Regions from separate parts of the Mus musculus genome. Here all the other regions are linked to region 1. Evidence: chromatin loops called from intact Hi-C (ENCODE). Cell type or tissue: left cerebral cortex. All regions are shown on one strand. Each heading gives the region's core, and the rest is flanking DNA. Links, peaks and the distances in the headings are about the cores only. Region 1 holds the start of Vps35 (VPS35 retromer complex component). Region 2 overlaps Dnaja2 (DnaJ heat shock protein family (Hsp40) member A2). Region 3 overlaps Gpt2 (glutamic pyruvate transaminase (alanine aminotransferase) 2). Region 4 overlaps 4921524J17Rik (RIKEN cDNA 4921524J17 gene).

Evidence for each region. A loop is a pair of places that touch in the nucleus more often than their neighbours do. Peaks named below come from ENCODE experiments on the same cell type or tissue, not always from the same donor. Only the 100,000 strongest peaks of a DNase experiment are listed, where the experiment ranks them.
Region 2: it touches region 1 in a loop (3-fold over the local background); 11 of 42 quality-filtered maps call a loop at or near these places.
Region 3: it touches region 1 in a loop (2.6-fold over the local background); 4 of 42 quality-filtered maps call a loop at or near these places.
Region 4: a loop joins it to region 1, with 2.8 times the contacts of the local background. A loop is called at or near these places in 32 of 42 quality-filtered maps.

Annotation. Positions count from the first base shown.
Region 1 is chr8:85,296,643-85,301,642 of GRCm38, reverse strand. Vps35 (VPS35 retromer complex component) reads left to right here and starts at 2,126. Exons shown (of 17, transcript NM_022997.5): 1 at 2,126-2,188. The coding sequence starts at 2,186. Orc6 (origin recognition complex, subunit 6) reads right to left here and starts at 2,011. Exons shown (of 7, transcript NM_019716.2): 1 at 1,651-2,011; 2 at 405-534. The coding sequence starts at 1,715. In left cerebral cortex, for the core only: no CTCF peak of the experiment used is centred there; DNase peaks (open chromatin) are centred at 1,795, 2,073 and 2,849; H3K4me3 peaks cover 2,827 bases; H3K27ac peaks cover 1,539 bases.
Region 2 is chr8:85,544,128-85,552,418 of GRCm38, reverse strand. Dnaja2 (DnaJ heat shock protein family (Hsp40) member A2) reads left to right here. Exons shown (of 9, transcript NM_019794.5): 4 at 3,457-3,537; 5 at 3,722-3,855; 6 at 5,710-5,906. Among named protein-coding and RNA genes, the nearest start is that of Dnaja2, 7.1 kb to the left of the region's middle. In left cerebral cortex, for the core only: a CTCF peak has its summit at 4,434 (motif pointing right); no DNase peak of the experiment used is centred there.
Region 3 is chr8:85,522,454-85,530,744 of GRCm38, reverse strand. It overlaps Gpt2 (glutamic pyruvate transaminase (alanine aminotransferase) 2), which reads right to left. Exons shown (of 12, transcript NM_173866.4): 11 at 7,377-7,489; 12 at 1,843-5,209. The coding sequence ends at 5,119. Among named protein-coding and RNA genes, the nearest start is that of Dnaja2, 29 kb to the left of the region's middle. In left cerebral cortex, for the core only: a CTCF peak has its summit at 4,430 (motif pointing right); DNase peaks (open chromatin) are centred at 4,425 and 6,432; H3K27ac peaks cover 372 bases.
Region 4 is chr8:85,402,011-85,410,301 of GRCm38, reverse strand. It overlaps 4921524J17Rik (RIKEN cDNA 4921524J17 gene), which reads left to right. Exons shown (of 4, transcript NM_025722.3): 4 at 412-1,543. The coding sequence ends at 530. Among named protein-coding and RNA genes, the nearest start is that of 4921524J17Rik, 27 kb to the left of the region's middle. In left cerebral cortex, for the core only: a CTCF peak has its summit at 2,041 (motif pointing right); DNase peaks (open chromatin) are centred at 2,046, 4,145 and 4,688.

The DNA.
Region 1 (5,000 bases), core at 1-5,000:
AAATCTCCTGCAATGGGATCCTATATGTACAAAAAAAAAGGAGAAACTGAATTGGGTACAAAGATTACTTGATTTCTGCTTCATGACTGTAGGTGCCATGTAGATTCTTCAAGTTGCTTTGATTTCTGTGTCAGGATAGATCGTACCCTTGAAGTTGATTAAAAACTCTCTCCTGTGATTGCTCTTCCGAAGGACCTGAGTTCAAATCCCAGCGATCACATGGTGACTCACAACCAAACATAATGAGATCTGACGCCCTCTTCTGGAGTGTCTGAGGACAGCTACAGTGTACTTACATATAACCGTAATAATAAAAAAGAAACGGAGCCGCCAACAAGAAGATTAAAACAAAGAAACCTCAGGGTCACATCAGATCACTCAAATGTCCTTTGGAGCCAACTTACTCTATCCAAGGGGCACTTCCTACAGGAAGCTGCAAGGTCCAGGCATATGACAGCATTGCTGGTTTCTGAGCTACGTGCAGACAGACTGACACACTTCACCTTAGACAGCCGCAGGAACTCCTCTGCTTTCCTGGTTATAAAGGCAGTATGGTCACTAAAACTGCTGCAGAACTTTGTCAACACTTAGGCAAAGAACTGAATTCAGCATGGTGGACTTGCACACCACCTAACTACTGTGCAAGTTCATTTGGGGCCTAGAAAGCACATCCTTTGGAGAGGTGGAAGTTCTTTACATAGAACCAAAATGACTCCAGACTTAGCTGTGTCCAAGCGTGTTCCTTGGACATTACCTTTCCTTCTTACATTATTTCAACAAGTATAAAGAATTGGTTCAGGCAGATTAGAGTAAATTAAATCCCTTTCTCTTCCTTAATGACTGATTGGGTCTCAGTTTCGGCGGCTTGTGAAAATAGTTCTGGGTCCCATTGTATTTCCGGTCAGTAGCCCTGGGAATAGACCTACGAACTTTCTACACACTTGCCTGCTGTAGCTTTATTTCCTAAGACAGATCCTACAATGACCCTCCTAATCTCAAGGGCTTCGGAAAATGGAAGCTATTTGGGCCACTCTTACCATATTTTCCCATGCGTGCCACTATTTAATAAATCAGCCCCAACGCCACTGGGCCCTTTCTGGAATTTTTTTTTTTCGATTTTTCGATACAGGGTTTCTCTGTATAGCTCTGGCTGTCCTGGAACTCACTTTGTAGACCAGGCTCGCCTCGAACTTAGAAATCCGCCTGCCTCTGCCTCCCAAGTGCTGGGATTAAAGGCGTGCGCCACCACGCCCGGCCTTTTCTGGAATTCTTACGCCCTGCTCATCACTTCAGCTCTTCACTCTGTACCATAATCTACCTTTCTCTTGCCATCTATAGTGATTTGCACAGGGTCTGCCCTGCAAGGCTGGCTTATCAAGATTATCGAGTCTGAAGGAATGACAAGAGGTCCTCCCCGGCTTTTCCGACCACAGTGTATCCAACAGAGCTAGAGTGCTTCAAGGACGACTATATACGTCCTCTCAAACCATCTTCTACAAGCCAACAACAGTTTTTCTTGATGTTGGGCCCGAGTCTCGCCCAGACCAGTGTGCGGTCATTCCCTCATCGCCAGTCCCTCATCCGACGCTGCCTTGGGAGGACCCAGGGCCGCAGTCTGGGACGTCTACCCGCACACACGGCCACACTCACCTCAGTACACTCGGCTCCGCAAGGCCGAGACGCGGGGCGAGGCGGCGTACCAGCTCCGACTCCATCGCTGGAAGAAATGCGCGCCAAGAGCAATGCGCGCGCAGATTGTCAGAGGGTTAAGACCCACCCCCGGCGCGTCCAGATTGGTTGCGACCAGAGGTTGAGACCGTTCCACACACCAATCCTGGTCATCCTTCTACGCATGTGCACACGATGAGGCGCGGGCCCAGGCGAAGTGGACGCGCAGAAGGTTCTCTCGCTGCCCTTCCTCGGCCGCGGATCTCCTTAACTAAGGCTTCCCTTCCTGCTGTCCCTAGTTCGCCGCAGCGTTGTACTATTCTCGCCCCGCCCCGTCCACTATACACCGCCGGCTGCCCATTCTCCCCAAACTACGCGAGATTTTAAGTGGGCCAATCGAAAAGCCGCTTCTATCCAAGGGCGGGGCTAGAGAGGGCGGGGCTCGCAAGGCTCGGTCACCTGACGGCGGGCGGCTCCGGCGGGGTAGGCGCTGCTGCTTGTGGTCCCCGGAGTCGCCATGGTGAGTGAGGGGAAGCGGTGGGCCTGGGTTGCCGAGTCGCAGTCCACGTTTTCCTTCGGCGGACAGGAGCCTTGCTGGCGGAGTAGGAGGCCCTGCATTTCGATCGAGGCCGGTCCGGTCCAGGCTGGGCCTGCGGGCTTGGCACGGGCTGAGGAAGGCCGCGTTAGGCTGCGGTGGGCTGCGGTGGGCGGTGGCGCAGAATTTGGTCGTTACCCCGAGACCAGGAGCCTCCCTTAGGGGTGTCGCGGGCTGCAGGTTCTGGGTGTCGGTGGAGGCCTGCGTCAGACTCTTGTACGGAACGGCCACCTTCCCTCTGAGAGTCGGACTCCCGGGTCTGTGCGGAGTTGGGACAGTGAGGAGCCCCCGAGCTTCTGAGCTGGCGCCGTAGCTGGGTCGCGCCCAGATGGTGCATTTCCAGCTTTGTACTCAGCTGTCCTCGGGGGTCCCATTGCCTTTTCTCTGCTGGAAATATCCTTGGGGGGGGGGCGCAGTGGTCTCCCGGCCTTCCGTGGCCGCAGAGCCCCCTTCATCTTGCAGCGCCTGTCAGCGAATTCTAGGGACCTGCTCACGTGAGTTTCCCGAAGGACTCCTGCTTTCTTTTCATTGAGCCCAACCATCAGATAGGAGACAGGTCTCCGTTTCGCATTTGCTCTCTGAGGATTCTAACTCACTTGCTGGAAGCAGTCATTCAAAGGTTTCTCCGCGACGATAGCATGTCGTGATGCTTTGTGGCACTAGCCTTATAAACAGGAACTTCCGCAAAATTCGGATCCTGTTTTCCACAGGGCAAGTTGTCACTTGCGTTATACGAGCATTTGCTGTAGTATGAACAGGTAGTGGTTTTGGATGTGCTATGCTTATGTCCTTTTTTTTTAATTTCAATATTCATTCTTTGTATTGATAATTCTATGTGCCACTGCACATACTTCACTTTAAGTGTGTTAATAGGAAAAACCAGCATTAAATCTTTTTGTTGATTTTTTTTTTCCTTTTTTTTGGAATGGACCTTTATGATGATCTTGCTAGACTCCGATCAGCTTGGTATTTATGTCATCTTTGGTTCTGGCTGGCTGAGTTCTGAGCGTTTGTTCCCGTAATTTGATAAATATTTGATGTATATTTAATATAATATATTGCCTTACAAGATGTTTTCCCCCCTCGGAACTTTGTACAATTGAGATTTGGCACATGACTGGTGTGAAGTTTAACTTTTTTGTTTTTCAACACTTACTGGTTGACATAGTGTTTTATAATACAAAGCATTTGAGGATACACTATAAATTATATTTATGTGCCTGGGGAACCAGATTGGACCAGTTTTCCCTGTGAATTTTATTGGAAAATGGAACCTGGGTATCAGTTCTGTCATAGGCAATTTTATGATTTGAGTAGGTAGTTAGCCTTTAAGTCTCACTTTTGCATCTGGAAGCAAGTGTTGATATCACTGGTACTGTACTCCTAAAAATCCTGAGTCCAGCACTAACCAAACATCTGGTGTACTTTCAATTTTATAGAATGTGCTAGGCACCAGATAGAAATAAATGGCAGAGATGTGCTTTTGAAACATTCTGCTATAGTTCTTTGGGCTCCTGGTGGGAAAGAGGTTGTGTTAGGAGCTTTGGAGGTAATGCAAACAGATTTTGAGGAGAATGGGCAGAAATTCTGCACAAAGAAAGAATTTTGCCATTTAATGTTCATGGTGTGCTCCGTCATCGGATTTCTGGGGTATTGCTAAGTTAGTGTGTGTATGGGATCCAGACGGTTAACTTTGTCTTTTCTGCAGTCTTGGGGATTGAACCCAAGGCCTTCAGCCTGCTAGACACAAACTCCCCAACCTAAATTATTTTAAATTTCCTGTTTTCTTGTTACCCTCAGTTCTCCTTGAAGTATTGATTTGTGCTTTCTCATCAGGTTTAAATACTATATTCATCAACATGATGATTCTGTTTATTTTACAATTTATGTTGTATTGTCATATTGCACATGCAACTTATAAGTGGGAAAACTAACCAACAAACAGGTCCCTATAACCAGTAGAGGTAAATACTCTCAAACTGGATATAATAATAGCTGACATTTATGAAGCGCTCGTTACTGAGTGCTGTGCATATTCATAACTTTGTGTGCTTTTTTATTTTTCTAGTCTGTACCAAAAATTTGTGATTGCTTATAGCCCATTTATAGGTTATTTCCACATAGTAGCCAGCGCTGGAAACAATCCATATGTCTATATTGAGTGAATCAATAAATGTATACACACACACACACACACACACACATACACACACAAGTATATACAGATACTGGGATATTACACAGTCTTTAAAAAGAGAGAAATTCTGATAAACGCTTTCATACAGATGAATCTTGGACATAATCCTAGATAAGCCAGATACAAAAGGGAAAATGCTGTGTAGTTCTATGTATATAAGGTACTTAGAGTAATAAAAGTTAGAGAAAAGGGTAGAACTGCTTAGCTGACGGACATTGGGAGTGTATGCTAATATTTCTCCTATATAAATTAACGTTTCTTAAGATACTTGTTTTTTAATTAATTTATAATTAAAATAAGCATTTTTCATTAAAAGATTTTAATTACATGTGTGTGTTCATTTGTATGAGCATGTGACTGCAGGTGCTTGTAGAGGCCAATGGTGTTGGCTTCCCTGGAGCTGAAGTTATGTTGGTTTCCAACCACCCAGTGTGTGGATAGTAAGAATTGAGCTCACTAAGAATTGAGTTCAGGTTATCCCTTCAGTCCTTTATGATTTTTGAAAAGAAATAGTTGTAGGAAACTCATCTTACTATTTTA
Region 2 (8,291 bases), core at 1,401-6,400, 250 kb before region 1:
ACAAGGTCTCATGAAGCTGGTTATGAATTCCTGGTATCCTGCCTCCACCTCAAACGTGCAGGGATCGCTGCTGTGTATGATCATGCCTGACTCTTAGTTGTTTGTTTAAAGTATTTCAATGACAGTTTTTGTTATTAGGGAGATGGGGGCTAGTGCTTGCTACCCTGCAGACATGAAGGTCAGAACAAATTGTAGAATTGGTTGAGTTGGTTCTTTTACCATGTGGGTTCCAGGGGATTGAACTCGGAGGCAGGTTTGGTGGTAATCCACAGCTATCTTACTGGTCTAGTTTTCTGTTTGTTTAGATGTATCTATTTGGTCTTATTTATATAAGTGTTTTGCTTGCATGTGTGTATGTCTGTACACTACACAAGTGCCTGGTTCTGGAGGTAAGAAGAGAGTGCCAGGTCCTCTGAAACTAGAGTTACAGATGGTTGTGAGCCACCCTGTGGATGAAATTGAAGCTGGGTCCACTGCAAGAATGAGTTCCCCAGCCCCACCATAGCTGATGGCTGGCTTTTTATACAAGTGCTGAGGATTGAACCCAGATACTGTAGTGCAGGCACATTACCAACTGATCTGTCTTCAGAGACACACACACCCCCCCCCTTTATTTTAAGCCGGAGCTTGTTATGTAGTCCAAGCAATGTTCTTCCACCTCTCCCTCCTGAATACTAGGATTACAGGTGTGCACCATCATACCTGCCTAGTAACTAACATTCTTTTGAGTGGCTTTATAATTCCATTTCATGATGATTAAGCATTTATCTCTCATGTGATGTGCAGGGAGGGGGCTAGAATGGATACTGTTGCTGTGCATTTCTTTGTATGCTGTTTTATCTCTGGCAGATTCCAAGCCAAGCATCCCTGGCTTTATTTCTTTTTGAAATAGTATCATACTGTAGCTAAGGCTAAGCTTGACTTCGTAACAACCCACCTGCATCAGGCTCTCAAGTGTTGAGATTATAGGTGTGAGGTACTATCCCCGACTTGACCTCCATGTTTTGAAGCTGATAAAACCTAATTGCTTCAGAGAAATTTTGCCAGTTTAAGCCTCTCTGGAGAGCATCAATCTAGTCAGATTATTATTTAGTTTTCCTTTCCCGGTCGTGTAAGGCTTAAGATGTAGATCAGTATATCATTATTTGGATGTGATGATGTATTGTTGGTAATTTTTCATTTATAAGTGGTTTTTAAATTTTTTATTTTTCATGACCGTGGAAATCAGCGAGGACAGTTTGGGGAGTTGGTTCTCTTTCACCGTGATCAAATTTAGTTCTGCAACAAGTGCCTTTATTATCTGCTGAGCCATCTTGCCTACCTATAAGTGTTACTTTATACTGTCTACAACATGGGAAAGTTTAAAGTAACACTTTGTCGAAAGGCTGAATACCACAAAATAGTGTAGGTGCCTTGGAGGATGACTTCAGACTATTTCTTTGTTTTTTAACCTGAATTCAAGGGTTTTAAATTAGTAAGGAAGGCTTAAAGGCTGCACGTGTATAGATCAGTGACAGAGCCCACTTAGCATGTGTGAAACCTGGAAAAAGGTGTGGGGGCTCGAACCTTTAATCATATCACTTGGGACAAAGGGACAGAGACAAGCAGATCTCTTGAATTTGAGGCCAGCCTGCTCCTTACATAAAGCCAGAGCTACTTAATTTATACTAAGTAAAAACAAAGCAACAACCAACCAACCAAACCAATCAAAAAACAAATGTGTATTATTAAATCTGTGATATAAATGGATAGTATTGTTGAATAATTCTTAGAATTTTATTCTTTTACAGTTTGATACGCACAGAAATATAAAATGTAGTTTGGCAACGATCTTCATATTACCTTTTTCTATGCTTCCCCTTCAAACTAACCCCTCTTTCTAACAAGTCCCTCCTATTTTTTGCCTTTCCTCCCTTGGCCCTTTATACTTAATTATAGTTTCCTGAATGAATAGGGATGGTAGAGTTATTTACCTGAGCAAGGGCAACTTACCATTGGCTACATCACTGAGAATGAATCCCTTCTCTCAGCAACCATTAACTACAGCTCCTTAGGGAGGGATGGGGCTACTTTGTTTTTTGAGATTAGTTTGGAAGTTGGTCTTGTAATTGAAGTATGCTATATATGAATAAAATTGAGTTGTGTTTTATTAGCTGTGTGTGTGTGTGTGTGTGTGTGTGCGCATGTATATATATATAGTTTGTATGTTTGTTTGAGACTGGGTCTTTCTATTTAACCTTGTCTGGCCTAGAACTTGCTACATAGGAAAGGCTGACTTTGGACTTTTGCCAGTCTCCCTGTTTCAGTATTAAGATTATAAGTGTGCACTGCCACATCTAGCAAATACACTTTCTAAATTGTTTTATTTTAAATAAACACTTACTACGTTTTTGAAAATGTGAATGGATGTTTTGCCTGCATGTATGTCTGGGCACCATGTACAGTGAGTGCCAATGGAGGCCAGAAGAAGGTATTGAATCCTCTGGAATTAAGTTACAGACAGTTGTTAGCTCCTATGTGGGTACTCAGAACTGAACCGAGGTCCTCTGCAAGAATAGCAAGTAACTGCTGAGCCATCTTTCTAGCCTCCATATATATTTTTAGTAAGACTTTTTTTCTTTACCACTTTTTTGAGGTAATGTGGATATATAAAATATTGTGCAATTTTGCATACAATTTTGGTACTTTTTAAAATTCAGCCTTTTGAGTTAGATACTTTGAAGATATGTTAAAAGTTGTTCAGGGCCACCATGTCAACATTCATCATGAACACTAAGGAGCCTCATACCTTCATGTAGAGGGCCTCTCCTCCTAGCTCACCCAGCAGCCGGCACAAGCCAGCAAACCTAGTATATCACAGTGCTTTTGGCTGATCCTATAGAAAACTGCTATATGTCTATTGGTTGATTGCCTGTGCATCAGCCCAGACCAGATCTGTACCAACCATTACAATATGAACTTGTCCAACCAGGTATGGAATGCTTCCATATTCACGAGAGTGCTGGCCCAATTTACTTGCATTGCCTGGTGAACTTACTATTTTTGCTGGGTGGTCGTGGCAGTGGATGTCTCAGATATCTTTCATCCTAGCACTCAGGAGGCAGAGGCAGGCAGATCTCTTGAGTTCGAGGCCAGCTTGGTCTTCAGAGTGAGTTCCAGGATAGTCAGGGCTATACAGAGAAACCCTGTCTCAAAAAAAGAATTTATTTTTGTAATTTTGAGTGTGCATGTGTTCAAGAGTCAGAGTCATTGGATCCTCTAGAGCTGTTGTCACAGGTAATTCCAATGTGGGGACTGGGAACCAAACTTGCCCTCTAAAGAGCAGTGTTAACACCATGTATATTGTTTATAGTCATAGTTATTCTTGAGTTCTTTGTTACAAAAAGAACTCTGTAAACTATTTTTATCTTTTAATATTGGCAACATTTGGTTGAACCTGGTTCTTTTTCTCTACAGAGTATCTTTAGAAGACCTGTACAATGGCAAGACAACCAAACTACAACTTAGCAAGAATGTGCTCTGTAGTGCATGCAGTGGGTAAGTGTGTTGTTGCTATACAGTGTCTCTGCTTTTTGAGGAACTTAATAAGCACCGGGCACTTGCTGATACCTCTAAAGGTCACGTTAATATTTACTACTAGGGAGTTAGAAAGCATGGTTTGTATTTTTTTAATGACTGTAATGGTTTGTAGGCAAAGGTGTGATTTATACTTTTGCTTTAGCCAAGGTGGGAAGTCTGGAGCTGTTCAGAAATGCAGCGCTTGTCGGGGTCGAGGTGTGCGCATTATGATCAGACAGCTGGCTCCAGGAATGGTGCAGCAGATGCAGTCCGTGTGCTCCGACTGTAATGGAGAAGGTAAGGCCCCGGATTGGAATGTGTTGGGAATATAGAAGTTGGAAATGTTTTATGTATGTGAGTACATGGCCTCTCTCCTCAGACACACCAGAAGAGGGCATCAGATCCCATTACAGATGGTTGTGAGCCACCATGTGGTTGCTGGGAATTGAACACAGGACCTCTGGAAGAGCAGTCTGTGCTCTTAACCATTGAGCCATCTCTTCAGCCCCCTACAATTTTTTAAAATTAAACTTATATTTATTTTATTTACAAAATGAAGATCTAATAGAAGATAGGAATTTATTATACCATTACTGTTTCGGTGTAGTGTGTCTAACCTAGGCTGACCTTGAACTGTGTTCAAGGATGATCTTGAATTCCTAATCTGCCTCCACCTCTGAAAGCTAAGATATTTTGCAAACTCAGCTAGAAATTAATCTTTATCACTAACTAGTAGGGTTCTGGGGGTATTCTAAAAAGTCCTAATCAGGTTCTGAAATTGGTTGTTGTTGGTTTTTTTTTTTTTTTTAAGATTTATTTATTTATTTGTAAGTACATTATAGCTGTCTTCAGACACACCAGAAGAGGGCATCAGATCTCATTTCAGAAGGTTGTGAGCCACCATGTGGTTGCTGGGATTTGAACTCAGGACCTTCGGCAGAGGAGTCAGTGCCCTTAACCACTGAGCCATCTCTTCAGCCCTGAATATTGTTAATAGCTTGGTTTTTAAATTAAGTTGGCTTTAATCAAGGGAAGGAAAGATGTGGCTAGTGTAACTAAGAAATCTAAGTTTTGAATTAGATGAATTTATGTGGAGAATTTTGCCTTACCAACACTGGATAGTAAACCCAAATCCTTGAGTGTGCTTGGCAAGTATTGAACTATCTATATCCACCAGTCCTTACTCTAATTTCCACTGCCTACACCTACCCTAGCCCTGGTGGGAGGGATTAAACCTAGGATCCTTACCACTGAGCCACGTCCCCCATTCTTTCCTTTGCTTGATGGTTAATTAGTATAATTGTAGAACTTCACTTTTCCACTTAGTTCTTGGAAATGATGAGGTCATTTTAATAAGGTATATATTGGGCTGAGGTGATAACATAGTTGCTACAGTGACTGCCTTCTAGCATGAGGGCCTAGCCATGGGTACAGTCCCATAAACCTATGTTAAAGCCAGTAGTGCACATTTAAGAATCACTGTACTAAAGAGGAAAGCTGATCCCAGGTCCTCACTGACCAGCCAGCCTAACCTACTAACCTCCAGTTCAGTGAAAGATTCTGTTGTAAAAAGCTGGGTGGAAGAAGACAGCTAAGGAGTGACACCTGAGGTGGTCTCCTCCCTAGCTTCATGTTATATTCCGATGAGGTGTCTGCATTCTTGGTTGTTAAAATTGCTACCTTTAGCTGAAAACTAGCAGCTGAATTGAACCAGGTGTAATCTGTTCAGGAAGCAGAGGCGGGAGGGTAGTGAATTTCAAGCATAACACTCTTAAAAAAATTCTAAGCAAGGTTTAGTCTTTGAAGTAAACTGCAGTACCAACTGTACAGTCTAGTAATTCACCATCAAGAATATTCAAGGACCAAGTATAGGTCATTTGCAAGTTCTTTTAGGTTCAGTAACCCTTACTGGAAAGAAAAATTAAAATTTTACTTGGACTGTCTCTGCTGATAGCGTACTTGAAGTAAGAGCTTAAAAGGTTTGCAAAAGCATTCATAGAAGCTCCAGCAGCTGACTGTCCAAGGAGCTAAGGAAATGTCAAGATAGGTTTTACTCTGTAATCTTGGGCTTTTTGAGTTAAGGGCACTGTCAAGACAGTTTCATGTTGGGTGCTCTTTTTTACAAGAAGCTTGAATGACGACTCTTTGCAGGGGAGGTCATCAATGAAAAAGACCGCTGTAAAAAATGTGAAGGGAAGAAGGTAATCAAAGAAGTCAAGATTCTGGAAGTCCATGTAGACAAAGGCATGAAACATGGACAGAGGATTACGTTCACTGGGGAAGCAGACCAGGCTCCAGGAGTGGAACCTGGAGATATTGTTCTTTTGCTACAGGAAAAAGAACATGAGGTAATTTCCTTTTGATTTATTCACTTTTTTTCCCCTTTCTATTTTACTCAGAATTGATCTTACTTGTGAGAAATAGATCTGTTGGATGCTTTGAAGTTAAAACTGAACACAAATGAAGTTAAGGGAGTCAAGTTAATTTTCAGCTCATAGTGAGCATGGCTAGCTTACAGAAACTGACTGGACAGATAAACCAAGTAAGGTGTGGCCAGAAGCACCATCAGTGCCCTTACTGTAGATTAGCACTGTGCCCTTTAGTGATCTTGTTGTCTCTGCACCTCATTTTCCTTTATGTAAAATAAGCCATTAGACTAGATGGTGTTAGGCAACATAATTTCACTTTAGATCTCCTTGGATGCACAGTGGGTAGGTTCAGTCTTCACTCTTCTCAGCACTACTATGTTAATTTTACTCTAATTACTAAGTAGCCAGCTAAGTTTTCTGAGGTCACGAGTTTATATTTTAAAGTAATCTGTTTTATTGGTGCGAAGGACTTACTCATGTTATAGTATGTATAAGAGGACAGTTTTGTGGCATCAGTCTTCCACAGTGGGTTCTGGGGTCAAACTCAGGTTGTCAGTCTTTTGTGTGGCAAGTGCTTTTATCCTCTGAGCTATCTTACTGACCCAAGTTCTAGAGATTTAAAACACTTTTAATTAGTTTCTAGTTGAATGTGTATTGGTTATATCTGTTCGAGGCAAAATGAACTTGTCTAGCGATGAGGTCTGGTGTGTGGAATTTTGATGAAAGCACTAAACATGTTTAATTATATTACTGCCTCACCCCCTTTCTTTTTCTGTGTTATACTCTAGACTGACCTTAAACTTGCCATCCTTTCTCCGCCCTATACCACCATGCTTAGCTCACCTATAGTTTTTAATACCTTAGTGGCACATCTATAATCCCAGCCCTTAGGAAGCCAAGACAAGAGAATAAGTTTGAAATCATCCAGGGTTATATAAGTAACTCTAGGTCTTAGATACCACATCAGAGGTGGCCTTGGCAGTGCAGCCCCTAACTGCTCTATAGCAGGTCATCAGTACCATCCACCACCAGCAGCTGCTTGGGCACAGGAGCAGAGACAGTGCCACGGGGCCCTGTACCTTGCTTAGGGTAGTGTAGGTCTTTCTAACCTTGATCCCTCGTTAGCTTTAATTCTGGTCTGCTGGCCAAACCAAGTCTGTTTCTTCTGCTCTGCCATGATCTTTAAAACCTTATCCTTAAAAGATGCTTTCCAGGGACTGGAGAGATGGCTCAGTGGTAAAAAAGTACTTGCTGCTCCTGTAGAGGACCCTGGTTCAATTCCCAGCAACCACAGTGGCTTACAACCTACTATGACTCCCATATCCATGAAGATCAGGTGCTCTCTTCTGGTGTGTGTGTGTGTGTGTGTGTGTGTGTGTGTGTGTGTGTGTGTGTGTGTGTGTGTTTATAGTTTACTATAAAGGAGACTTATTACAATGGCTTGTAGGCTGTGGTCCAGCTAGTCAGCAATGGCTGTCTACCAGTGGAAGGTCCAGTGATCCAGTAGTTGGTCAGTCCATGAGGCTGAATGTCTCAGCTGGTCTTCAAAATACATCAGAATCCTGAAGAAGTAGGCTCTAAAGCCAGTGAAGGAGTGAACTTGAGAGTGAGAGCAAGCAGGCAAGGAAAGAACAGCTTCTTCTTCCATGTCCTTTATATAGGCTTCTAGAAGAAGGTGTGATCCAGATTAAAGCTGTATCTTCCTACTTCAAAAGATCTGAATTAAAGGTATACTTGCCTGTCTCAAAGATCCAGAGAAGTGGGTCTTCCCATTTCAGATGATTTAATTAGTTTAAAAAAAAAAAATCCCGTACAGGTATGGACTGCAATTTGGGTTTTAGTTAATTCCAGATATAGTCAGGTTAATAACCAAGAATAGTCATCACAATTAACATAGAAGAGATAATTGCTAGGTAAAATTAATAATCTCAGATTTTTTGATGGGCAGAGAGAACACATAGATCTCTGTGGCTTGATCTTCATGGCCTGATAGGTAGTCCAACGTGGTTACAGGGATCCACTCCTTGTCTTAGGCTTTGCCTTCATGTGTTCCACAACCTTGGTGCTGCATACCAAGGTGGGGCTGAATCCTCTGGTAGCCACTGTGGCCTCCCAAGCCTTGTCCATTCACTATTTGGTGATTTCCCAAGGAAGAAGCTGCATTTTTTTAAAGGTAAAATCATTTCAAAATTACAATATGAGAACAAGGTCATATTGAAAAGCACATTTTAGAATTTGAGTTATTCTCACAAAACTGTAACTTGATTTCTGGACAGCTCTTTCTGATGTACTAATCAGATCTCACAAAGAGGGGTGTGCTGCCGGGCATCTTGGCTTTCCCTCAGTATTGCCTATGTGGGATGA
Region 3 (8,291 bases), core at 1,837-6,836, 230 kb before region 1:
ACATACCATACATAACAGTGTGGAACCCATCTGAAGACATTATATTGAATCATTGGAAATCCAAGGGTCTGGAGCTGGGTATGGTACACACCCTGTAATGTACCAGGGAAGAAGAGGCAGAAGAGTCGGGACTACAAGTCCATGCGCCTCATACTCAGTGCTGTGGTCAATCCTGAACGACAATTAGTAGGACTTAGAAGCACCATGACAGCAAGTATTTGGTCATATACGTGTTTAATCTTTGTTAGGTTATTTGCGAGAGGAAGACACACCCTTAATGTGGGACATAACATTCTGTGGTCTGAGGTCCCATAATGAATAAAAAGGAGAAAGTGGGCTCAATACAAGCACTCATCAGGGTGGACAGTTCCCTCAAGGCCTTGCTGCCACGACTCCCTGCTACCTTGGACTGTGTGCCCTCAAACTGTGAGCCCAAATAAACTCTTTCTTCCTTTCTCAAGGTGTTTTATCATGGCAAACAGGAAAAAAGAATACTAAAAAAAAAAAAAAAAAAAAAGACTGTCATGAAGTGGGGCTGTTGCCATGATAAACCCAACCATATAGTTCTTACCTGTTTGGAACTGGTTTGTTGGAGGAACATGGAAGAGTTTTGAAACTTTGGGCTAGAAAAGCCTTTGAGTACTACAGGCATAGTTTAGTGGGTCATGCCCGTGGGAACCTGGAGAATAATTCTGAGAGCAATGGGGACAGCAGAGGCCTGGTTCACAAGGTTCCCAGTGAAGAGCCAGTGGGACCATTCATGGGATATTCTGGGAAATAGTCCGCCTGTGTCATAAGAGCCTGAATCTGGTTGAATTTAAAGGCTTGTTGTCTCACTCCAGGCCTCTGCTGACAAAGCATGCCATGGTGGGGAGCACAAGTCACTGAAGAGAGGAGGACTGGCGAGCAGGCAGGAGTTCAAAGCCAACCAGGACTACACAGTGAGACCATCTCAACATTACCCCCTCCCCTCCCATCTAGAATAATATCTGTAGTTTCTGATCTGTATTTAACACACTCAACTGTACAATAAAATATAATTTACTCCCTAGAGAGTTGGTGTGTGTTCCTATGTGGGCTCCTGTGAGGGAAGCTACAAAACATTTCTCTGTCCACTTAGCTACCAACTAGCTGTGACTCCCACAAGCAGCTCACTACACAACTCCAGCACCAGGGGATGCAATGCCTCTGGCCTCTGTGAGCTCCTGTACTCGTGTGCACACACATACACTTCTTTTTGTTTGTTTTGGTTTTTGTTTGTTTGTTTTTGTTTTTTCGAGACAGGGTTTCTCTGTGTAGCTCTGGCTGTCTTGGAACTCACTCTGTAAACCAGGCTGGCCTCAAACTCAGAAATCCACCTGCCTCTGCCTCCCGAGTACTGGGATTAAAGGCCTGAGCCACCATGCCCAGCTACACATACACTTCTTGAACACACATCCTCCACACCCACACTAAAGTGGCCTCTGTTAGTGTAGCACCATCCCTTTTTCATGGGTTGTTTCTTCTGACTCAATGTTACTCAGCAAGGCTGGCGATCCTAACAGCCATTCCCACCTCCTCTGTACACGGCTCCCCTTCCTGTGCAAAGCACCCTCTTCTCACAAGCCAAAATATCTGACTCAGGAAAGGACACGTGGGACCATGAGATTTTCTATGTGCAATGGGGCAAGGCAACCTCTGCCAGAGTAAACATTAGAAACAGAGCCAGTTTCCCTACAGCTTACACAGGATAGTCAGTTTCTTTGCTTAAACTGTGTTGAGTGGGTTCCTAATGATTCCTAGTTAGAGTCCTAGTTATTTTTCTTTGCATACTTTCTAAATTTTAATAAAGATATAGAAAGCATATTTTAAAAACAATTTTAAATTTGAAAGCCATATTCCAAGACAAATGTGAACTGGGAAACCTGGGTAAGATCAATACAATGTCGTATAGCACAACCCAACCCATCGCTTCTCCAGCTCCTGTCCCCACCTCTCCGGCCTTAATCTCTTCTTACTTTACTGCCAGCAGAAAGCAAAAGTCCACATTAGTTTTAACAACTTGTTAGAGCCAGGAATGGTGGCACAATCCCAGTGTAGACTGTAAAGGCAAGAGCCTCAGGAGTTCAAGGTCAGCCTTAGACTACACAGTAGTTTAAAGTCAGCCTGGGGTACAGATGTACTAGCATACTAGGCAGCCAGAGAGCAAGGCTCTCAAAACAAAAACAGAAACAAAAGACCTCCAAAGTTTCTCCAACTAAGCAACTCCCTGTCTTTAGGGTCAAACCCTAAGAAGCAGAAGCTGGGACCCCAGTAGAGGAGTTAAAGGACTGGGGGAGCTGAAGGGGTTTGCAACCCCATAGGAAGAACAACAATACCAACCAACCAACATCCCCGCCCCCTCCCCAGAGCTCCTAGAGACTAAACCACCAACCAAAGAGGACAGATGGAGTGACCCATGGCTCCAGCCACATATGTAGCAGAGGATGGCCTTTTTGGGCATCGATGGGAGGAAAGACCCTTGGTCCTGTGAAAGCTTGATGCCCCAGTGTAGGGGAATGCTAGCTCAGGGAGGCGGGAGTGGGTGGGTGGGGGAGCACCCTCATAGAAGCAGGCAGAGTGGGGATAGGGAGTTTCCGGGCTGGGAAAGGGGATAACATTTAAAATGTAAATAAAGAAAATATCCAAAAAAAAAAAAAAAGAAGCAGAAGCTGTTGGTTAACCAAGTTTGTGATACTTAGGTAAATGTACTGTTCAGGAACACATATATTTATACTTGTGCATATTTAAAATATATAAGATACTAAAAATATATGCACATATACACAGATCCACTCAACAGTGACATCCACCCAACCATTTATTGCTTCTGTTGTTTTCAGTTTTGTTGTGATTAGGTCTTTTTTGTTTTTGTTTTTGTTTTTCAAGACAAGGTTTCTCTGTGTAGCCCTGGCTGTCCTGGAACTCACTCTGTAGACCAGACTGTCCTTGAACTCAGAAATCCACCTACCTCTGCCTCCCAAGTGCTAGGATTAAAGGCGTGAGCCACCACTGCCCAGCGTGACTAGGTCTTATTAGGTAAATCAGACAGGACGCAAACTCGCAGACACCAGTCTGCCTCTGCCTCCCCAGTCCTAGGATTAAAGTGTATGCCATCATACTCAGCCCCACGCAACTTTTAGTTTTTATTGACCAAGCTGCTCAGTCACCACTCTGGAAGTATTTTATTGTTCAGAGCTTCCCAGCATGGCTGTTACAAAGAACCATGCTAAGGAGGCGGAAGAACTGATGATGCTAAGTAGGAAAGAGCATGCAGGCCTGCGCCTGCTCACATCCAAATGGAAACAATGTCTCTGAGGTGTGGCTGACCAGGTCCAGCCTGGCCAGGTTTCCACAGCCCCACCCACATGCTGCGACTCGAGTGATGCTGAAACCCAAAAGGCATGGCAACAGAACCTGTAGAAAATCCAAACTATCATAACCAGCCATCCTACTTGAAGTTAATCTCTTAGAACAGCTAAACTTTTATTTAAAAAGCAAATCAAGCATATTTGTCATCTTAAAAAAAAAACATGTAAACATTGCAAAATTTGGAGGGTTATTTATAATCTGAAGACACTTATAAAAATTTTTGGACTTGTTAGGACTATAAATACTAACCCTCTACTCCCCTCCCCCCATGAAAAAAGCCAATTGTTACAAAAATATAAAAAAATATTCTAGCTTCTAGTTAACCTTTCATGGAAGAATCTCAGAACTCTGGAGCATATCTGGATTATATGCCTAGCGAGCACACATGGTACCTTTTCAGCTTTTAAAGGAAAAGCTGTAGACCATCACATCCTGTTATGGATGCGGCTACTTCCTTCACAGTAATGCAATGCTTGTGAGTGTTAACAACTTGAAGTTCTGTTTTAAAGTCGCACCCCCTGCAGTGTGGGACTATAGGGCAGGAGGCTGGTTTCAGCCTTACTCCACAGCCTTCACATCTTTCTCTCTCTGGCTCCGAAAACTCCCTTGACTCGCTGCGTGGGTACCCAGGCTCCTGCGCGGGAGCTCCGGACAGCTTTCCCACTCTCACTGAAGAACGAGACAGTTAAGAGACAAGCCTGGCCTGGCGCTCCCTATAGCACCTGTTTCCTTGGTGCGCACATGGCCCACCCAGGTGTGCTAATTCAAGGAATATATTTGCTTGGTGGCTGCTACTTTGTGACACACAGGGAAGCCTGATGAGATAGGATGCTGTCCGCAGATGAGGGAGGGAGGCAGGAAACTGATGTGAAGAGAGCACTGAATCAGATTGCATGCGCTCCTTCTTGGCAGCCAGTGTAACCAGGCACCGTGATCAGTTAGTTACAAATGAGCCAAATTCAGTTTGAAACCATGAAAAACAACTTTCAGGGCCTTGGGAAAGGATTGCCTCCATTTTCAGCCCTTGCTTATCTCTGCTGCGACCAGCAGAGGGCGATGGTATGCATCAAGGCTCAGGCAAACCTGGAGAAAACTGTTCTAGATAGCTAGTGCAATTTGAGCTGGTATCTGATGTGACCCCTGTCCTACTACTGACTTCGATATTCTTGCCTGTGATGCGCTGCCTATCTTCAGACCAGAATGGTCAGCTTTCTCTGAGTTCTCACTAGACTTGCAGGCTTACTGTCCAAAAGGCTACATTTTCACACTGGTCAGGGTTTGATTTCATGGATCTCACTATTGATTTCTGGATTCCCAGCCCTTATCATGTCAAGTCACATATTTCCCAACACCTGCTTGTTTCTCCAGATCTGACATAATCTCATTTCCATGTACTCTGGCTGCTTAAGACCCAAAGGAACTCTCCAAACAGAATAGCGATTCAGAGAATCCAAGTACATCTGCCGAGCAGGTTGACTCTACTTTGGTTGCATTTAAAAAAAGAACAAAACAAAACAAAACAAAAACAAAAACAAAAACAGGGCCTGTGAGACATTGCAAAACCACTGTTTGCTCGAAGAACTCTCAAACATCAAGGCACAAAGAAAGAAGTCTCCTTGGGGAAATGAAGATGAACAGCGTTGGTGGCCTGTCTGAGGTCTGAGGCAGAGTCCTTGAGGAAGGCCTGGGTGGTCTTGGGAGGGTCTGGCTCCGGTGCCTGAGGCGTCCTCATGAGTACTGCTCCAGGAACTTCAGGTGAAAGTCTTTCACCTTGTGGAGCACGGTCTTCAGTTTATCCACCGGAGGGAGAATGGTCATTCTGTCAGGAAGGCGAACAATATCAGCCTGGCTGTTCACAGGATGAACCCAACACCACCCAACATAGAATGCCAGTGTTTATACACAGGCATTTCTACTACAGTCAGACCCGGAAAGCAATAAACCAGATTCTGAGTCACCAAAATGTATTCTTCATTACCGCAGAAGGCGGCACCATGGTTGTTGCTGTTGTTGTTTGTATATTTATTTATTTATTTTGATTTTTCAAGACAGGGTTTCCCTGTGTAGTCTTGGCTGTCCTGGAACTCACTCTGTAGACCAGGCTGGGCTCGAACTCAGAAATCCACCTGCCTCTGCCTCCCAAGTGCTGGGGTTAAAGGCATGCGTCACCACGCCCGGCTGTATATTTATTTTAAGACGGGGTTTCTCTACGTAGCCCCAGCTGTCCTAGAACTTGCTATGTAAACCAGATTGGCTTTGAAATTACAGAGATCTGCCTTCCTCGGCCCCTTTTTTCCTCCTCTTTCCTTCCTCTTTTATAAAACAGGTTTTCATATGACACTAGCTGATCTGGAACTCACCCTGATGCTCAGGCTGGCCTTGAGGTGACAGTAATCCTTCTGCCTCAGCTTCTTAAAGTGATTGCATTACAGGCATGCCCCACCACATATGGCTCCAGGAACACATTCTGACTAGTACAGAGACCTTTCTAGAACATGACTTTTTTTTTCTTCCTGTTTTGTGGTGTTAGGGATTGAATTTAGGGCTTCATACATGCTAGACAAGTGGTCAAACTATATTCTAATCCTAGAACACAACTCTTAGCCTTTCTTTCAGAAATTGAATCCCGCCCCCATGTGTGTGTGTGTGTGTGTGTGTGTGTGTGTGTGTGTGTGTATGTGTGTGTGTGCTGAGACATATGGGTGTGTCCCAGTATTCAGTTGCTGACAGTAAGCCAATCTCAAATCACAGGTTTCACTTCAAAGACATTTTCAGTTCCCACAAAAGTAACCTCTCTCTCCAGTCCTGACAACACTGTTCCCACCTCAATCACACTCTTGGTGACGTGATGGGCACGGACACTGGGACCTCACACTTGCGTACGATCTACCACTGGGCTACCCTGCCACCCCAGCTCTCTGTTTCAGATGGACCGTGGATCGCAGCAGAGAACCTGACCAAGGATAAAAGGGCCAGGTAGGCAGTTAGTCCATCTGAGGACACAGCCCATATCTTTGACTGTTCAAAGACTTGGCTCTAGACGTCAGCAACTCATGACAATTCTTTTTTTAGCATCTGCTACAAGAGACACTGCTGCAGGAGCTGTGAAGAAATAACTGTGTTATGATCAGAGTTGGCCTCTGTGAGGAACATTTGCCTAACAACTCTGGGAATCCATGTATCCATCTGTACAGAGCTGGACAAGGCATGGCTGTAAACAGCCTCTCGGTTTGTGGACCGAATTCTGTCTCAGTGTAGTACCTTAAGAGGCTTTGGGGCCCAGGATAGTGTCATGGCCTATAGTGCAGCCAAGGAGCTACACCTGTTCTGTGCCAGGCTGTCCTGGTTGGGATTTCTGTCAAATTGACACAAACTAGATTTATCTGGGAAGAATTTCTCCCAAGAAACTAACTCCGTCCATTTGATTAGCCTATAAAATATAAAAGTTTGTGGAGGCTTTTTCTTGATTAATGATTGATGTGGAAGGACCCAGGCCACCATGGGTGGTGCCTCCCCTGGACAGATGTCCTGGATTACATACGAAAGCAGGCTGAGCAAGCCATGGAAAGCAAGCCAGTAAGCAACGTTCCCCTGTGCTCTGTCTCAGGTCCTGCCTTCAGGTTCCTGCCCTGGCTTTTCCCTGAGCATAGACCTTAACCCACAAGTCAAATAAACACTTTCCTTCCTTCTACGTTGCTTTTGAAAAGCTCTCTATGATGGCAACAGAAATCTAACTAAGGCACTGGCTTTGCCCTGGGCATTCAGAAGCATAGAGGGTGGCAGGGGCAGGAAGCAGCCGAGAGGCGGGACAGTCCAGGAAGACTTAGAGGGGCTGTAAAGCACCCCCATTTCCTTATGTAGTGACAGAGGGTCTGAGCCTGCCATGATGAGAGTCACTCAAGGAGAAGAGAGGCTCAGACCCTGCAGTCTCTAAAGCAAGAACTCAAGGGACCAACACCAACCACCCCCAAAAGAAAGTGTCACACCTGAAGTGGTAAGTGCCTTCTCGCTGCCCAAAGCCACTGCCAGGCACGACACAGATGCCAGTCTCCTCCAGGAGCTTCATGCAGTAGAACATGTCTGGAGCCATTTTATGGGACTGTGGGAAGAGGACAGAACTTGAGAGTCATGCCTGGCTGTACACGAGACCTGCACACATTAAAAACCCAAACCCAAACAGAGCTGGTTTTGGTTTACACCTATAATCATAGCCCTTGAGAAGCTTAAACAAAAAACATGCCTTGAATTCAGGGCCAGCCTGAGCTACACAGTGGGGTCTCACCTGGGCTATAAATATAAGTCTTCACTTGGCGTGAAGGGCTCAAAGCCAGATAGAACCAAAATGCAGTGTCAGTGCCTCTTTTCTGTGGCAGACCCCTCCTTCTCCCTTTCCTGATGGCAAAGTAAAGCAGGATTCCAGGTCACAGCCAGGAAGCTGGTTCTGGGACTCAGACATCTGAAGCTACTGTTGGCCAGGCAGGGGCTGTGACACCCCTGATCTGCATTCAAGGGTTCCAGTATTCCCATCCCCATCCCAGCAACTGTTCAACAGGCACTGGCTGCAGATGGCTATCTATGTGCCAAGTCACACAAATGATCTGAAAACGGCGCCCTGGGATCTAAATCCAGCAGGGCCTTGCAGGAGATACACCCGGGAGCAACCGCTGACAGTGCTGAGGAAGGCTACGAAAGCCGATAGGATTAGAAAAGCCTCGGGCTTTAGGGAGCACACTTCTGAACACGTGCCTGAAGGCATTTGCAGAGGAAATGTGGAGGATGTGCCCGTCGGTTGGGGTAGGAGAAAGAAAACCTGCAATGGCTTCCCCTTCCTCTGCTTCTGCATCCTCACCCAGAGATGAGCAAGGAGCCGTGTGCTTCTGCCTCATCATCACATGACTCAT
Region 4 (8,291 bases), core at 1,629-6,628, 110 kb before region 1:
AAAGGCTATTGCTGGGCATAGATGCATTTTACGTTCGCAGCGCTGGAATTTTATTCTTACTTGAAAAGGGAAGCATTTATTGTCAGTGAGTATTTTTCAGATATTTTCTGTGTAAGAATATTTTTTTGCTGACAGTAGTGCTATGTGCCACTGATCCCAGCACTGGGAGACCAAGGCAGACGACCGCTGTCTCCTAAGAAAGCCATTGTTCCCCCAGTTCTTGGTTCGGGAACATGAACCTTACGCATGCTAGGCAACTATTCCACAGAACTACATCCCTAGAAGCCAAATTATTAATTTTTTTCTTTTGATATGAATTTCGGGAAATGTTATGGTACAATCCTATTTTTTTTTCCACTTTTAAAAAAAATGGTACCTTGGTATTTAACTTTTCCCCTTTTCTTTCCACAGAAAAACAGGAAAAGGAAATCGACATCTATGCTAACCTCTCTGATGAGAAGGCTTTCGTGTTTTCAGTTGCCTTGGCAGAAATAAATAGAAAAATTATCAATCAAAGACTTATTCTCTGATATTTGTCTTCAAACTCTGTTGGTTGCCACTTTCTTCAGGATTGCATCAGCAGATCCTCAGGCAGTCGTGGACTCTGAGGAGCACCAGACTGTGTGAATGAGGGCCTTTGGTTGCTTTCTCTGTTTCCTAGTCTGCTGCCACGCTTTGGGAGCAAAGCTGTGCGTTAGACTTTGCTGGGATTTCCTTGTTTACCAAGGATCATTATCAGTGTTTTGTGTTGGGATATTACTAAATGTATTTACAAAGACAAACAAACAAAATGACCAGAAAAGCCCCGGAACCTGGATGGGTCTTTCCCGATTGGAGGGACAGGAGTACGGGTGGAACACACAGCTGGAGCAGCTGACGTGCTTGCTAGTTTTCAGGTTCGCACCAGAGATGCAGTGTCTTAAGTCCTGTCAGGAGAGTGACTTTTAAATGTATGTATTTCAGGCTTTCACCATTAACAGATTGCATATATACAATCCATTGACTTTTAATAAATTGGTAATTGATATTTTATTGAATGGAGAATTACGAATATAGATTATAAATTCTGTCTTTAATTGACCTTTTTCTTGGGCGCTATTTTAATGATTTAAGTAGGAGTTATATTTTCAGAAACTTTCTAGACAGTTTGGAAATTTGGGTGCTATATGAAGAAAAGCATTTGAGGCTGTATCATATTTCAGATATAAACACCTTGTTTTCTTGAATGTTTTATTTATTGGTTTTTAAAAAAAACTTTTCTGTTATCAAGATGGTGCCTGTTAACCTAAACACAGATATATTTATTATATAAATTGCAAAATATTTCTTAGCTACTTGTGAACAGTGATTTTTTTTTGTCTGAATGTTCATTTATACATAATTCTGGTAATTATTTAAATTGTTACTTCATCCTGGAAAAAAATAAACCTTAATATTGAAAGCGAGTAGATTAAGTAGTGTGGTGTAGCTTTTTGTCCTAGTGAAGTTTGTAAAGTGTTTCAGCCAGTTTTTGCAGTATTAAATCATCATTCCTTATACTCGCCCTTTGGCATACCAGTGTGGTGATTAACCCTCTTCACATGTGTTAGCAACTCTCCTTTAATCCCAGAACAGCCAGGGCTGCACAAAGAAACCCTGACTCCTAAAACAAAAACAAAGCAAAAAGTACATATGTATGAGTTACATGGTAGTTACTTTACTGCTGCTGCAGTAATATATCACAGACCAAGGCGACCTTTGTAGAAGGAAAGTTTATTTGGGGCTTATAGTTCCAGAGGGTGAGACCATCCATGCTGATGGAGTGGGACAGTACGGAGCATGCTGGAGCGGCAACTGACAGCCTACATCTCAACCCACACACAGAGCCCAAGGTTCCCTGTGACACACTTCCTCCAGCAAGGCTGCACCTCCTAGTTGTCCCTAAACAGTCACCCACTGGGGGCCAAGTACTGAACTGCCCAAGACTTATGGAGGGGACCTCTTACTTGAATGACCACAGTTTCAGTTTCATCTGTCATTTCCTGGTGGGTCTACATTTTTTCCTCCCTTTATTCGGTGTCCAGCAGAGGGAGCTTTAGAGACACTGTAGACAAGGTGTAGGGTTTTAAGAATTCCCTTCACCCCCCCCCCCCCCCGTTCTTTTTGTTCCCCTTCTTTCCCTTGTTCCTCACCAGTGTCTCACGAGTGATGAGTTCTCGTTGTGTAACATCTCCCAATGTATATCGCATATATCTCAGGCTGGTCTGAAAGTCATAGGATTTTTTTTTTTTTTTTTTTTTTTTTGCCTACATAACTTTCCTCATCTACTTAGGATAGCAGGTATATGCATTTGAAACTCCTAATAAAACTTTTGTTGTTGTTTGTTTGTTTGTTTTTTTTAATCTCTGAAACATAAAAGCCTTTAGATTTCTTAGCCAAAAAATGTTTAAAATGGCTACTATATGAGAACCTGTTTCTGTGTCAGTAAATCACAGCCCTAGAATAATACTCATCTCTATAAAGAATTACTGACATCAGAATTTATCCACTTAAAACAACTTTTTTAGCTGGGCGCGGTGGCACGCACGCCTTTAGTCCCAGCACTCAGGAGTCAGAGGCAGAGTTCAAGGCCAGCCTGGTCTACAAAGTGAGTTCCAGGATAGCCAGGGCTATACAGAGAAACACTGTCTCGACCTCCCCCCCCCCAAAAAAAAAAAACAAAAACAAAACAACCCAACATTTTTAGAGAAAAGTCAAGTTAAAATTTCATTGACTGTCATTAAACGGTGACAGTTGAGCTTGCCATGGGGAAATTTTACTTCAGATACTATTAAAGTGTGAAGTTATTTCAACTTTTCTTTTTATTGAGCGATGCAGGGGGGGCAGTTAGCCAATTAAATTCTGCTTCCCCTGTTTGCAATTTCTCTAAACACTGTTCTCCTGTTGATTTAATTCCAGTTGTCATTAAAAAGTTAAGTAATTTAATTTGCCTAGGTGTTGAATCTCAGAACACTGTCTCTGGTGTTGAAATGTCACTTGTTAGCAAATGTTCTTGGGTCAGATTGTACCTTAATTACTTAATCCCAAACTTTTTCTGTGTTATTATCCATATATGATTATTAAAATCTGTTTTGTTTCTTTGTGTAGCCTTGGCTCTCCTGGGACTAGCTCTGTAGACCAGGCCTGCCTCTGTCTCCTGAATGCTAGATTAAAGGTGTGTGCCACCACCACCTGGCTATTCAAGATCTCTTAAAGATAATTTAAAAATTAGGTGTGTTAAAAATATTCAAATGTAAGCAATATTAAAGTAAATTGGGAAGCAGGCCAAACAACAGGTTTGTATGTTTGACCTCTGTGCTCATTGATTTTTGTTAACCAGACATGGTCCTAGCTATAGTGGGAAGAGAGACTCTTAACTGAGACAATGCCTCCATAAGATTGGTAAGCCAAAGAAACCCTTTCTTCCCACGTTGCTTTTGATCATCATGATGCCTTATCCGGGCGAACTAGGACAAGCTCCTACTCCATTCAGCCTCGCAGTGTTCTAAGATGTTTTGGGGAGCAGTTTAATGCTTGAGGCTTGATTTTGTTCTTTATTGGTTTTAAATATGAACCATTTTTTCACTGTAAGGATGCCTTGAGCTGTGTTATATATAAGTTATCACACAATCTTCTATTTTTCCTTTTTTAGATTTGTGTGTGTATGTGGTGTGTGTGTGTGTATGTGGTGTGTGTGTGTGTGTGTGTGTCTGGAGTTAGAGGTGGTTGGTTGTGAGCTGCCCAATATGGATGATAGGAACCAAATTCTGTTGTTAAACAGCAAGTGTCTCACTAGCCCTCCGAGTAGAACACTTAAAATGTCTTCTCAGAGGGGTAGTAGACACAGCTCCATCCCTAAATTAAGAAGCTACTTGCAATTAATGCCTTTTGGGAAAGGAAATATCAGTTTTCTCCAGTAGAGTATTGCAGGGCTGTGGGTGTAGGGGAAAAGGAGAGTAGGAGAGAGTGCCCACATCCTGCCAGAGTTCCTGTGCTCTGGGCAGGCGGACACGGGAGGACTGCAGAACGCTTTTCACACAGCCCCGGGTGGGCATCTGGCTGTGTTAGGCCACTGACCCCACAGGGCGGGTGGTGGACAAGGGGCAGCCCCAGGTACCAGGTTCTCAGTCTTCAGCATCCCACGCTGGATACGGCGGAGGAGCTGAGAACAGATGGGGGCCTCAGGGTGGCACTCAGCCTGGAGGGGAAAGGAAGAGAGGTGTGGGTGGGAGTCCCACGCAGGCGAGAGTCCTTAGTCTGGTCAGTGGCTGCAACATAGGAAGGCCTCCTGGCAGCAGGTTAGACATGGCTCTTTAAGAGAAAGCCTAGCCCATTAAGAGCCTATCCTATTGTTCAAGCACAGGGGGCCTTCATGATCAGAGACAGTCTATGGTTTTAGAGCTTTATTGCAGAAAGGCAGGGAGAAAGAGTGAAGGTAGAAAGAGAGAGGGAGAGGCCAGTTGTGGCCACAAGGAGAGAAGGGTGGGGGAGAGAGAGGAGAGAGAGAGAGAGAGAGAGAGAGAGAGAGAAGGCTAGAGAGTAAGAGAGGTGAAAGCTTAGAGAGAGATGGGAAGGGGGAGAGAGGAGAGTTAGAGAGTAAGAAAGCTTAAAGTGGGCTGCTATCTTGTTGCTAGGTAACCGTGGGGAGGAGTCTAGCCAGAATGCCATTGTCTATGTGACAACCACATGCCTCTCCTGTGGGGGCTGTGTAGGTGGTAACTTTGACAGGAGCCAGGGCTCCTTGATATATGATCAAACACCTTTTGTCCCATGTAGGTGGAAATTTCTACCCATTGGGTACCACGGGGTTCAAGATCTCAGCTCGACTGGAAACCAGGCTGTCTGTGCATAGCCCATTGCCCCACAGAGTATCACTGTATTACCAATCACATTCCAGGGTGGAGCACATGTCCAAGAGTAGTTGGCCAACACAAGATGGGCTCCAAGGTTTTTGTGTGTGCTTTTTCTCTTATTTTTTTCTTAGTGAATTTTTTTAGCTTGTTTTGATTTTTCTTTTCTTTTTATATTGTTTTCCTTTTTTGTTTTGTTTTCCTGAGAGAAACAGAGAATGAACTTGAAGTTCTGTAAGTAGCAAAGTAGGGAGAGGACCTGGGAGAAATTGGGGGAAAGAATAAAGACAAAATATATTGTATGGGAAAATATTTTAAATAAAGACAGGACAGCCAGGACTATACAGATAAACCCTGTCTCAAAAACAAACAAACAAACAAACAAACAAAAAACAAAAACAAAAGTTTGTTTTCGCACTTCTCTCACTTTTTAACCAGGTTATTTGTCTTTTTGCTGAGTTGTCAGAAGTCCTCGTGTAGTGTGAATCTTAAGTCCTTTACATGTTTGCATGTGAATATTTTTCCTGTTTGTGTGTTTGTTGCCTTTAGTTTGTTTTCTCCTTTGCATGTACAGGAGACTTTCGCTCTAGCTCTAGCCTGGGGCTTGTCCACGGTTTTCCAGTAGCTTCCTTCTTGTGGTTCTTACATCCCAGGGTCCATTTTACGTTGGTTCTTATGTGTGATGTGGCTCCAGCTTAATTCTTTTGATGTGGATATCCAGTTTCTCTGCTTCATATATATTGAGTCCCAGGCCCCCCAGAGCTACGTAGCAAGACCCTGTGTCAAGCACCAACATCAACAACAACAACATTGTTTCTTAAGATACAAATACTTTATTGCTGGAAAATGCTAATGATCATTTGAGACTTGGACAAGTCATCTCGTCACTGGTAGAAAGTCCTGCATTGGTATTGGTGGCTGCTGCCTGGTCATGCTCATGGTTACTTAAGTTGGGGCGGTGCTGTGTGGATTTTTACTTTAGCATTGTACTCACAGTAGAATTTCTTCAAAATTGAGAGCGTTGCTCTCAGGTGCTGCTACCTTGTCAATGGTCACATTTGACTTAAAGCTACTTATATCTAGTTGTGTATGGAGTGCGTGAGTGTAGGTGCCCTAGGAGGCTAGATGAGGACAAGACCCTCTTGATCATTAAGTGCTCTTAAATGCTCTGAGCCACCTCTCCAGCTCCCCACCCATTTTATGTGTCTTAAATGTTTTACCTGCATGGATGTATATGCGCCATGTGAGTGTGTGGTGCTCTCAGAGGCCAGAGAGGGCATTGAGATGCTGTAGGTCTGGAGCTACAGATGGATGTGAGCCACCATGTGCTTGCCTCGAACTCAGAAATCCGCCTGCCTCTGCCTCCCGAGTGCTGGGATTAAAGGCGTGCGCCACCATGCCCGGCTGTTTTTAGGTTTAAGAAGATGTTTTTAGGTTGGTAATGCAAGTTATGATAGAAATTGATTTAGGTATAGAATTCTGAACTTACGAAGATAGGATAGATAGTACAATAGTTTCTCCAAGGTTGCTAAATACATATAGTCTGGAATTGTGAATGTAATTGTTGGGGGGGTCTATGAGTCACCCACAAACCATACCAACACTTATTTCAGTCAGACAGGGATAGTTTGTTGGATACAACCATAATCCTGATTGATCAGGACTGTAGGCTCAGCTCTGGCATCGAAGATATTTCCCTGTTAGCTTATAAAGATAAAACCCCCACAAGAGCCTCTGTGAACTCATTCCTAGGTTCAGAAAGGGTTGCCCGGTGGTCAGCTCTGATGCAAGATATTTTAGACATAACAGTTCATATCGACTTTTAATTTGATGAGTCCTATGTAAACCTTTGTGGAATTTCTTAAGATTAATAAATCTCAGAATCTACAGAACATAACAGGATATGTGATCAGTATGGCCTTGCTCTGAGTCATTATGTTTCTGTGTCAATGACTGGCGGACATATTACAGCAACAATATGAAATAGCTGGCAGGCATGGAACAAAATGGCTACATCTATGTTGAGGGGGGACAGACTGCAACATAATCTTACCTGATAGTTTTCATAATTGTTATTATTGTTTATAGTTTATCATTTAAAGAGAAAGAGGCTTTTTTGGACTAAAAGAGGGAACTGTAGAGAGAATCTCGTGTACTGTATGGAAACATCACCTGTCAATAAAAAGCTGATTGGCCAATGAGTTGAGGCAGGAAATAGGAGGTAGGAGTTCCAGTAGGGAGAGGGAAGTTCTGGGATAGAGTTAGGTGAGGAAAGAGATTCACCCCAAACTCCGAGAAGGCAGACACATAAATCTGAGAAGAGGTAACCAGCCATGTGGCACTTATAGGCTAGAATAAACGGGTTAATTAAACTATGAGCTAGTCAGGGAACACGCCCAAGCTTACGACCTAGCATTTATTCATATATAATTAAGTCTCAGAGTTGTTATTTCAGGAACTGGGGCATGGGTGGAAAAGCCTGCAGTTATACAGGTGTCCATGGAGGTGAGAGGTTAGAGCCCCTGCAGCTGGCCTTATAGGTGTTCATGGACTACCTGATGTCAGTGCTGGGAGCTGAACTGCCCTCCTCTGGAAGAGGAGCAAACATTCCTCATTGCTAAAGCAGCTCTCCAGCCCCTTATCAAAGTCCTATCTATGCTGCAGTAGTTCACTCACATCTTATTTTCTGCTTCAAGTCAACTATGAAAGATGGAATCAACTTTTTTCCAAATGCTTACCGAAATCTAACTACCTCCCATGAATCTTAATGACATCTAGAGCAGGCTTAGATCCAAGAGTGGAATCCACAACTATAGAACCTTGCAAAGTTTCTTGTGACTTGAACGTCACAATTGCTCCTGACCCGTGGTCTGCAGAATGGATGTGCAAGAGCAAGTAAACACTAGTCCTGAACATTTTTATTAGTGCTCCTAGGGAACCAGAGGCTGAGCCATCAGATGAGCACTGACTCTGGGCATTAGATCTCATCAGTGGGCTAACAGATTCACAATATCACGCTATAAAACAAACGTCATCTGGGTCTTGTTTCATTTTCTTAATACACAGTAGATTCATTATGCATGTCTTAAAAAGAATTTTTCAGAGTGATGATTGTTGCCTTAAGTGTAGTTCCCAGTTGTATTGGTCCCTGAGTTAAGGTTTCATTGCTGTGAAGAGACACCATGACCAAGGCAACTCTTATAAGGACAACATTTAATTGGGACTGGCTTACAGGTTCAGAGGTTCAGTCCATGATCATCAAGGTGGGAAGCATGGCAGCATCCAGGCAGACATGGTGCAGGAGGAACTGAGAGTTCTACATCTTGTTCCAAGGGCAAACAGGAAAAGACTGGCTTCTAGGCAGCAAGGAGAAGGGCCTCAAAGCACCCCCCACAGTGACACACGTCTTCCAAACAAGGCCAC